2 separate regions of the Homo sapiens genome follow, and region 2 is linked to region 1. The links are chromatin loops, found by intact Hi-C in ENCODE. Cell type or tissue: left ventricle myocardium inferior. All regions are shown on one strand. Links, peaks and the distances in the headings refer to the core of each region. The heading gives the core; the rest is flanking DNA.

Region 1 (5,384 bases), core at 191-5,190:
ATTCCATTCAAGAAATATATTGAGATTTAAGCACTTGAGTGCCAGATATTTTTCTGGATGCTAGAAATATATTTGTGAACAAATAAGTAATATGATTTGCCTCTCCATTTAGTTGGTTAATTTAATTCTATAACAGTAAAATATTATTTTCTTCATTTTAATCTTTAGGATTTGGCTTTTTCCCATGTATCACAGAATTTTTGTTGCTGTTAATGTAATCATTCCTCCCCCTCCTTTTTTTTTGGTAAATTGTAAAATTTTGTCTTTTTTGTCTCCTTTTCTCCTTCCTTTCTGTTGAGAGATGGAATCTCACTCTGTCACCCAGGCTAGAGTGCAATGGTGTGATCATCGCTCCCTGTAACCTTGAACTCATGGACTCAAGCAGTCCTCCCTCCTCAGCCTCCCCAGTAGCTAGGACTGCAGGCATACACCACTGTACTCAGCTAATTTTTAAAAATTTTTTGTAGAGATGGGGTCTCGCTTTGTTACCTAGGCTGGTCTTCAGCTCCTGGCCTCAAGTGATCCTCCCATCTCAGCCTCTCAAAGTGTTGGGATTACAGGTGTGAGCCACTGTGCCTGGCCTGGGTTGTCTTTTTCTTTCTTTCTTTCTTTCTTTCTTTTTTTTTTGAGACCGGGTCTTACTCTGTTGGCCAGGCTGGAGTGCAGTGGCGTGATATTGGCTCACTGCAACCTCTGCCTCCTGGATTCAAGCGATTCTCATGCCTCAGCCTCCCAAGTGGCTGGGACTACAGTGCCACCATGCCCAGCTAATTTTTGTATTTTTAGTAGAGATGCGGTTTCACCATGTTGGCCAGGCTGGTCTCGAAATCCTCACCTCAGGTGATCCATCCGTCTTGGCTTCCCAAAGTGCTGGGATCATAGGTGTGAGCCACCGCACCCAGCCTGGGTTGTATTTTTATTGTTGGGTTGTAAGAGGTCTTGATATAGTCTGGATACTAGATCCTTATCAGATATATGATTTGCAGATACTTTCTCTGATTTCTGTAGTTTGTTTTTTCCACTGTCTTTTAAAGTTTCTTTTTCACAAAAGTTTTAAATTTTGTTGAAGTCCAGTTTATTTTTGTTGTTGTTGCTTGCATTTTGGTGTTGTATCTGAGATAATCTGTTGCCAAATCCAGGGTCGTGAAGATTTACCTGTATGTTTTCTTAAGAGTTTTATTGCTGGCCGGGCACAGTGGCTCATGCCTGTAATCCCAGCACTTTGGGAGGCCGAGGTGGGTGGATCACCTGAGGTCAGGAGTTCGAGACCAGCCTGGCCAACATGGCAAAACCTACTACTAAAAATACAAAAATTAGTCGGGTGTGGTAGCACGCGCCTGTAGTCCCAGCTACTCGGGAGGCTGAGGCAGGAGAATTGCTTGAACCTGGAAGGCGGAGGTTGCAGTGAGCCAAGATTGCACCACTGCACGTCAGCCTGGGTGACAGAGTGAGACTCCATCTCTAAAAATAAAAAAAAAACAAAACTTTTATTGCCTTATCTCTTGCATTTTGGTCTTTGTTCCAGTTTGAATTAATTGTTGTATGTGGTATGATGTAGGGGTTCATCTGCATTCTTTTTTTTTTTGAGACGGAGTCTCGCTCTGTCGCCTAGGCTGGAGTGCAGTGGCGCAATCTCAGCTCACTGCAAGCTCCGCCTCCCGGGTTCATGCCATTCTCCTGCCTCAGCCTCCCGAGTAGCTGGGACCACAGGCACCTGCTACCACGCCTGGCTAGTTTTTTTGTATTTTTAGTAGAGACGGGGTTTCACCATGTTAGCCAGGATGGGTCTCGATCTCCTGACCTCGTTATCCGCCCGCCTCGGCCTCCTGAAGTGCTGGGATTATAGGCGTGAGCCACCGCACCCGGCCTGCATTCTTTTATATGTGGATATCTAGTTGTCCTAATACCATTTGTTGAAGAGAAGATTTCTTTCCCTATTGAAAGGTTCTGGCACCCTTGTCAGATCATTAGATGCTAGATATATGGATTTATTTCCGGACTTTAAGTTTTATTTCTTTGGTCTGTATGTCTGTGTCAGTGTTGCCACCACAGTTTGTTGTTGTTGTTGTTGTTGTTGTTGTTGTTTCTGGGTTTTTTTTTTTTGAGACGAAGTCTCACTCTGTCACCCAGGCTGGAGTACAGTGGTGTGATCTCTGCTCACTGCAACCTCCGTCTCCTGGGTTCAAGGGATTCTTCTGCCTCAGCCTCCGGAGTAGCTGGGATTTTAGGTGTGCGCCACCAGGCCCGGCTAATATTTGTGTTTCTAGTAGAGACAGGGTCTCACCATGTTGGCCAGGCTGGTCTCAAACTCTTGACTTCAAATGATCCACCTGCTTCAGCTTCCCAAAGTACTGGGATTATAGATGTGAGCCACTGCATCCAGCCGGCACCACAGTTTTGATTACTGTGGTGTGAATTTCCTTAGATGAAAAATTTCAAACACATACAAAAGTAGAATAGTCTAATGAACAAACATGTGTCCATCACCCAGGTTCAAATTCATTCATAAATCTCATTTCATATGTATTCTGCCCCCTCCTTTCTTTTCTCCATTATCTTGATACAACCTCAGACATTTGTAAATATTTCAAGAAATTATATAATGTATTATAAGAAACATTTATATCTTAAATATAAATTTTTAGAAGTGGTACATTTCATTCATTTGGAAAATTCACATACAATGGAATCGTTGTCTGTGTTGTCAGATAAATGAAATGTCATTGTACTTTTTCAGAGGCATTTAAACTAGCGTTTCAATTTATTGCTTCAGAAAATTCCATTTGGAAGTTTTATGATCAAAAGTACAGTAATTATTATAGTGTTAGACGTGTTTTTTATTAAACTGCTGTGTTGAAACTGGTTAGCCTTGCCTGTTGTATGAGAGTCGTGATTGCCACTCCAGAATAGGACTTTTTCCTTATTTATTAGTGCCTATTTGAAATGTCTAACATGCGACCGGGCATGGTGGTGGCTCGTGCCTGTAATTGCAGAACTTTGGGAGGCCATGGCGGGTGGATCAGTTGAGCGTAGGAGTTGGAGACCAGCCTGGCCAACATAGCAAAACCCCGTCTCTACTAAAAATACAAAAAATTAGCCAGGTGTGGTGGTGCATGCCTATAATCCCAGCTACTTGGGAGGCTGAGGCATAAGAATTGCTTGAACCCGGGAGGTGGAGGTTGCAGTGAGCCAGGATTGCACCACTGCGCTCCAGCCTGGGCAATGGAGTGAGACTGTCTCAAAAAAAAAAAAAAAAAAAAGGAATGTCTAACATGCCTTTCTGGTTGCCACTTGTAGAACATAGGTAGGTGGGCGGGGTGCGGTGGCTCATGTCTGTAATCCCAGCACTTTGGGAGGCTGAAGCAGAAGGATTGCTTGAGGCCAGGAGTTTAAGACCAGCCCGTGCAACGTGGGGAGACCCCATCTCTACCCCCTAAAAAAAATAGCTGAGTGTGGTGGTGTGTGCGTGTGGTCTCAGCTACTCAGGAGGCTGAGGTGGGAGGATTGCTGGAGCCTTGGGAGGTCAAGGCTGCAGTGAGCCATGTTTGTGCCACTGCACTTCAGCCTGGGTGACAGAGCTAGACCCTGTCTCAAAAAAAAAAAAAAAATGTGGTGAATTGGGAATACAAAAGGGAGTTTGCTGTTCTCAAAGGGAGTTACGTTTTAACATAGCAAATAGGCATATGCACAGATAATACAGAGTGAAGTGCTGAAGGGAGAAAATGGAGTATGAGAGTACCACCCTCGAGATTTCACATTTGCCTCTTAAAGTTATTGTTTATGCATCTTTAAAATCCTTTTCTAATTAAGTTTGCCATCAAGAGAGCGTGCAGATTGGAAGGAATGGGAGTATGCTGTGTGTTTCTGTGTCTCTAGAGTACCAAGGGTGACCATGAGGAATATTTGAGATCTTCAGTTGCTCCTGTATTGCCAATAATTTTGTACACAGGTGCAGCCAGACCATTCTAATGATGGTGTTCACCAAATTGGTTATTCAGAAATCTGGTCTTGAGAGTGGTTGTCTACATAAAACTTTTTGTTAAAATTTATTAGTAATTATTAGTTTGTTAATATTAATGATTTATTAATATTAGAGTGCCAGGCACTATACAAGTTAGGTGGGGAAAATCCTTTAACAGTGATTAAGGATCAGAGTTAACTTCTATGGAGTACAGAGACTGAGTTTGCTTTGAGCACTTACCATGTGATTAGTTATTTTAGAACATAAGTTGTATCTCTTTTTTTTTTTTTTTTTTTTTTTTTTTGAGAAGGTGTCTCAAGCAATCTCAGCTCACTGCAAGCTCCACCTCCCGGGTTGATGCCATTCTCCTGCCTCAGCCTCTCGAGTAGCTGGCACTACAGGCACCCGCCACCACGCCCAGATAATTTTTTGTATTTTTAGTAGAGACGGGGTTTCATCGCGTTAGCCAGGATGGTCTCAATCTCCTGACCTTGTGATCCACCCGCCTCGGCCTCCCAAAGTGCTGGGATTACAGGTGTGAGCCACTGCGCCTGGCCCATATAAGTTGTATCTTAAGGTGTTTATTGAGAATGTGGATCTGAATTTTTATCAATATTATATATATCTGCAGACATAATCCTAAATATAAACTTGTATCTCTGTAATTATGAAACCCAAAATATTCTTTTTTTATTATTATTTTATTTTATTGAGACAGAATCCCACCCTGTCGCCCAGGCTGGAGTGCAGTGGTCTGATCATAGCTCAGTGCAGCCTTGATCTCCTGGGCTTAAGTGACCCTCCCACCTCAGCCTCCTGAGTATCTGGGACTACAGACGCATGCCACCACACCCAGCTAATTTTTTTGATTTTTAGTAGAGATGAGGTCTTGGTTTATTGCCCAGGCTGGTTTTGAACTCCTGAACTCAAGTGATGTTCCTGCCTTGGCCTCCCAAAGTGTTGGGATTACAGGCATGAGCCACTGTGCCAGGCCCCCAAATAGTCTTATATCAAATAGTAACAAATATAAAATTTTGTAAAGTTCCAATCTGCAGTATTGATTTGAAAGATGATGCCACGTTGTTGAATCTAAATCAGGGCTTCTCAAACTTTGTTCACCTGGGGATCTTGTTAGAATGGAGATTTTGATTCAGTAGATCTGGGGTGAGGGTCTGAGATTCTGCATTTTTCAGTTTTTTTTTTTTTTAACAGGCCTGAGATTTTGCATTTTCAATAAGGTGATGATACTGATGCTGCTTGTCCTATAACTATACTTTGAGTAGTAGGATCTAAATGACCATTTTCATTGTGAATGTATTGCCTCTTACAATGGATTTCTTTTGAGTTCAGCATGCCTGAACTAGCAAGAGCTCAATTCTTCTGATACTTTTTTTTTTATTTGAACTAGTGATTTTGAGCTTTA
Region 2 (5,384 bases), core at 199-5,198, 130 kb after region 1:
TTTCACATTACTAGTAATACCTTTCACTTCTGAAGTATCCTTAGTTTTCCAAGACCCCTTTACATCTACCATTTATCTTTACAACTCATCCATAGAGTGAGTCAGCCAAGTCCTATTTATTTTGCACACAATAGTTGACTTCTAGGGTAGAGAAGCTAAAAAGTTCTGTAAGGCTGCACTGCTGGCTTGTGGTACAAAATCATACTCATCTTCTACAAAATTATGTTCCCAAATCTTCAATGGAAAAAATAATAATGGTATCAATATGAACTGCTAAAAAGTTAAGAATACTCCTATTGATCTGAAGTAACCTAACACAATTCAACAAAACAGATGCTTCTTCACCAGGTAATCTAGCAACAGTCTGGATCATAATAGAGCCATATATGTAACAAAACTAAGGAAGAAAACAGGTCCTACAATTAAGCTCCATCTAGACCCCAACTAGTCCATATTGATAAGCAGAAGTCGGGAGCGATGGCTCACGCCTGTAATTCCAGCACTTTGGGAGGCTGAGGCAGGCGAATCACATGAGATCAGAAGTTTGAGACCAGCCTGACCAACATGGTGAAACCCTGTCTCTATTAAAAAGAAAAAAATCAGCCGAGCATGGTAGCAGGAACCTGTAATCCCAGCTACTTGGGGGACTGAGGCACGACAATCACTTGAACGCGGTAGGCAGAGGTTGCAATGAGCCGAGATTGTGCCACTACACTCCAGCCTGGGCAACAGAGTGAGACTCCGTTTCAAAAAAGAAAAAAAAAAAAGAAGTAGAGATTCAAAGACAGCATCAACTTTGTTGCTAACCGGTTCTCTGAACTTAAGCAAGTCATAATCAGTCATATTTTAGTTCCTCCGTATGTGGAAAGAGTTGGACCTGTTTGAAATGCTTGTTCCCCGGTGCCATAAAGAAACAGCACTTGAACATAAATTTAATTTATTTAGTAAGGCCATTTTTATTTCCTGCAGAAAAGGTACACTCGCCAGCAGTTTTGCCATGAGAGTACAAGGAACAAAGGAGACAGGGTCATTTATAACCTGATGCGTCCATCATACTGCTGTGTCTGGTTTCCATTGGCTGGAACGGGACCTCACATTCTGTATTTGTTCCGATTGGCTAGCAACTTAGAACTTTTTAAAAGAGGCAAAGGTGGAGGAGAACAAAGGAAGGAGGAAGTAACTTGTGGAATGCTGAGAAGGATAAAAACACTTTTAAATAAGGAAGAGAACAGGATATGACCTAATGCTTGCTTGGACCAGTATAAGCATGCCAGGGCAAATATTTAGGAGCACAGGTCTTTGAATAAATTTTGCTTCTAAGAGAAGTTACTATTTATTTCTAATCAGATGGGGAGGAAAGTCTTTGAAGAGGTACATCTACTTTTACTTTTTACAGACCTGACAAATTCTAGAGTCTTTTGCAATTTTTTAAATGTACATGATTCTGCGCTTGAACCCAGGAGGCAGAGATTGCAGTGAGCCGAGATTGAGCCACTGTACTACAGCTTGGGTGACAAAGCAACACTCTGTCTCAAAAAAAAAATAAATAGGCCAGGCACAGTGGCTCACGCCTGTACTCCCAGCACTTTGGGAGGCCGAGGTGGGTGGATAACAAGGTCAGGAGTTCAAGACCAGCCTGGTCAACATGGTAAAACCCCATCTCTACTAAAAAATACAAAAATTAGTCAGGCGTGGTGGTGGGAGCCTATAATCCCAGCTACTCCGGAGGCTGAGGCAGAGAACTGCTTGAACCTAAGAGGCGGAGGTTGCAGCAAGCTGAGATCATGCCACTGCACTCCAGCCTGGGTGACAGAGTGAGACTTCGTCTCAAAAAAATAAATAAATGAAAATAAACAAATGTGTATGATTCTACACATCTAGTTTTAAAAACGCTTTCAACAAACACATACATATTATGCAACTTTACGTAACTTTTTCTATGCTTGCCAAAAAACAACAAGATGTACCTATCCACAGATGTGGCTGTGCAGTAAGAATCCTAACCCAAACAGATGTTTGGCCTTTGCCCTTGGTTCCTGGGAGGTAATCCTTTCTTTTCCCCCCCTTCACATGGTCCAAGATGAGACTGGGAGGTAACCTCTAAGCCCTTAGAACGTCCACCTTATGGGAGCAGTGACTCACGCCTGTAATCCCAACACTTTAGGAGGCTGAGGCGGGCAGATCACAAGGTTAGGAGTTCGAGACCAGCCTGGCCAACATGGTGAAACCCCATCTCTATTAAAAATACAAAAATTAGCCGGGCATGGTGGCACACGCCGGTAATCCCAGCTACTCAGGAAGCTGAGGCAGGAGAATTGCTTGAACCCGGGAGGCGGAGGTTGCAGTGAGCCCAGATTGCGCCATTGCACTCCAGGCTGGGTGACAGAGCAAGAATCTGTCAATAATAATAATAATAATAATAATAATGTCCACCCTGTTAAGTGCTTTTGTTTACCTGGGGGCTTTGAGCCACTCCAGATAGTTTTGCACTGTGATTTAAGGTGAAGGGCTTTGAGCCATGTATTATCAACCTCCTGAAGGGCTGAAAACTAAAGGTCAACCATGCCAACAGTCAATCATATCTAAGTGACCAAGTCCCAGTACAAATGCTGGACACCAAGGCTTGGGTGAGCTTCCCTGATAGGCAATCTCCATGAGTAGTGTCACACATCAGTGCCAGAAGTTGGCACCGTCCATAACTTCGCTGGCAGAGGATAACTGGAAGTTTCGTAAGTGGACTCTTCTGTGTGCCCCATGCACCTCTTCCCTTGGCTGATTTTATTCTGTATCTTTTCACTGTAATAAATCCAACCATAAGTAAAAGCCCTTTCAGGAGTTCTTTGAACCCTTCTAGCCAATTATTTAACCTAAGGATGGTGTGGATCCCCAAACTTGCAGTTGATCTCATAAGTGAGGGTGGTCTTGGGACCCCAACTCCACGATGGCAAAACGGCACTGTCCTCCAGTATTCATTCTTCTTTCTTACTTTTAGTAATGGAACACCTCTCCCGCCCCTCTTAGCAGGAGGCAGAGTGGGCAACCAGAGACTACATTTCCCACGCTCCTCTCAAAATCGGGGGTGGCCATGTGACTAAGTTCTGGCCAAGGAGGTATGAGCAGAGTGATGTGTACAAAAATATGAACCATATTCCTAAAGAAAGCTGTTTACTTCTTTTTCTGGGATGCAGTTGTGAGGTAACCCAGCTTCAACCATGGGAATAAGGACAATACCCTATGGAAGGGCTAAGCACACAGAGAACTGTGGAACCCCTAAAACACTGAGGTGCTCACCTACTACGGACTGCCTATCTACCTCTGGACTATTACAGGAGAAAGAAAAACTTAAAAATTGTTTGTTCCATTGTATTCTGAAGTCCCTGTTACAGCAGCTTAGCCTGTACCCTAATGCATAAGTACATCTGAGCATTTTAATATGATTTTGATTCAATATCTATATAAATTAAAAATAGACAAACAATAAGATGTACTGTATAAAAAATATTTGGATATATTAAACCTGAAAATGTATAACAAACATTTGTATGTCCCAGTTTGAGGCTGATCTGATTAAAAGGAAAGCGTCTATCCCAAACAATTCAATACAACAAAGAGTTTTCTCTTATTCTTCTTGTTATTCATAACTACCAAAAAAAGATGCTTGATTTAACAAAATCAATAGTTAATACAAACTGAAGGGGGCTTCCTGAAACAACGACTAATGCTTTTCTTCCCTTCAATTACAGATTTCCATAGAAAGGGAAAGAAGTAGAGACACTGTTTTAATAAAGTACCTAGGAGGCTAGGCACAGTGGCTCACACCTGTAATCCCAAGACTTTGGGAGGCCAAGGCAGGTGGATCACCTAAGGTCAGGAGTTCGAGACCAGCCTGGCCAAAATGGCAAAATCCCATCTTTATAAAAATACAAAAATTAGCCGAGCGTGGTGGTGCACACCTGTAGGTAGTCCCAGCTACTCGGGAGGCTGAGGCAGGAGGATCACTTAAACCCGGGAGGCAGAGGTTGTAGTGAAACTGAGATCACACCACTGCACTGGCCAACACTGAGACTCTGTCTCAAAAAAATAAAAAATAGAAAGTACCAAAGAGAACTGCCTTCTCTAGTTTTCCAGAGTGCGGCCAAATCACCCACTTTCCAAACACCTTCCCCTCAATTTTCCTGCTTTCCTGTGTTCCAAACCACATGGCCCAATTGCATTTATTAAGCATCTCCACTAGGATGTTCTACACATCTCAAAGTCAGCATGTCCATAAGCAGGATCAAGCTACGAAGGAACACAAAAGAATGTTCTAGAGATGACATGATAAAAATTAAGAGTCTAGAGGAAGGAGGAAGAAGCCACTGATCTTCACTAAGGAGAAGTGGTATAATCTCACAGGAAAGCCAAATGATTATCTGTAGAAAAGTTCAAGGTTGCAATAAATCAGGGATTCCAAAGGCCACAGCAGAAGAGCTAGTAACAGGAAGAACAGAACTTAGCTGAAGAATAAAGGAAATAATATCAAAGAAGAGGGAAATATATCTAAAGCAGTAATTCTCACACGTGAGCATGCATCAGAATCACTAGCACAGGGCCTGTTAAAACACAAGATGCTGGGCCCCAACTCCAACGTTTCTGATTCAGTGAGTCTAGGGCAGGGCTGGAAATTTGCATTTCCAGCTGGACTGCGGCACACACTTTGAGAACCACTGGTTTTGCCTGTACCTAAAAATGTATCTATAGTGGTGATAATAGAGAAAAGGACAGTTCAGTGGTAACGAGAAAGGTTATATACAGTAGAGAGAATGATGCTACAACGTGTCCTAAGTAGAATGAATTTCACATCAGGAGTAATGCAATTCACCAGGTGAAGGTTTTAATTAGATTGCAGGCGACAGGCTGGGCACAGTTGCTCATACCTGTAATCCCAGCACTTTAGGAGACCGAGGTGGGCGGATCACGAGGTCAGGAGATCGAGACCACACTGGCCAACATGGTGAAATCCCGTCTCTACTAAAAATAAAAAAATTAGCCAGGTGTGGTGGCACTCCCCTGTAGTCCCAGCTACTTGGGGGCTGAGGCAGAAGAACTGCTTGAACCAGGGAGTCAGAGGCTGCAGTCAGCCGAGATTAGGCTACTGCACTCCAGCCTGGGTGACAGAGCGAGACTCTGTCTCAAAAAAAAAAAAAAAAAACAAAAAGATTACAGGCAACAAAATCTCGCCTGTCCTGCCCCCCACTTCCCCTTACCCCAAATTCCAGGTCTGAGCTAATGGTTTTTCTCCATTCACTTAGAATTTACTATAATCTATAGTTTTCAAGGTGAGTAAAATGAGAATAAACCACAATCCAAGGTTATCAGAGATTTGCATATAACTATAATATGAG

Evidence for each region. Peaks named below come from ENCODE experiments on the same cell type or tissue, not always from the same donor. Only the 100,000 strongest peaks of a DNase experiment are listed, where the experiment ranks them.
Region 2: it touches region 1 in a loop (2.3-fold over the local background); 15 of 110 quality-filtered maps call a loop at or near these places.

Annotation. Positions count from the first base shown.
Region 1 is chr2:99,342,352-99,347,735 of GRCh38, forward strand. The region is part of intron 1 of EIF5B (eukaryotic translation initiation factor 5B); the gene reads left to right. Among named protein-coding and RNA genes, the nearest start is that of EIF5B, 7.7 kb to the left of the region's middle. In left ventricle myocardium inferior, for the core only: no CTCF peak of the experiment used is centred there; no DNase peak of the experiment used is centred there.
Region 2 is chr2:99,474,154-99,479,537 of GRCh38, forward strand. All of the region lies in intron 1 of REV1 (REV1 DNA directed polymerase), which reads right to left. Among named protein-coding and RNA genes, the nearest start is that of REV1, 13 kb to the right of the region's middle. RefSeq lists enhancers at 1,444-2,107, 4,889-4,968. In left ventricle myocardium inferior, for the core only: no CTCF peak of the experiment used is centred there; a DNase peak (open chromatin) is centred at 2,672; H3K27ac peaks cover 3,133 bases.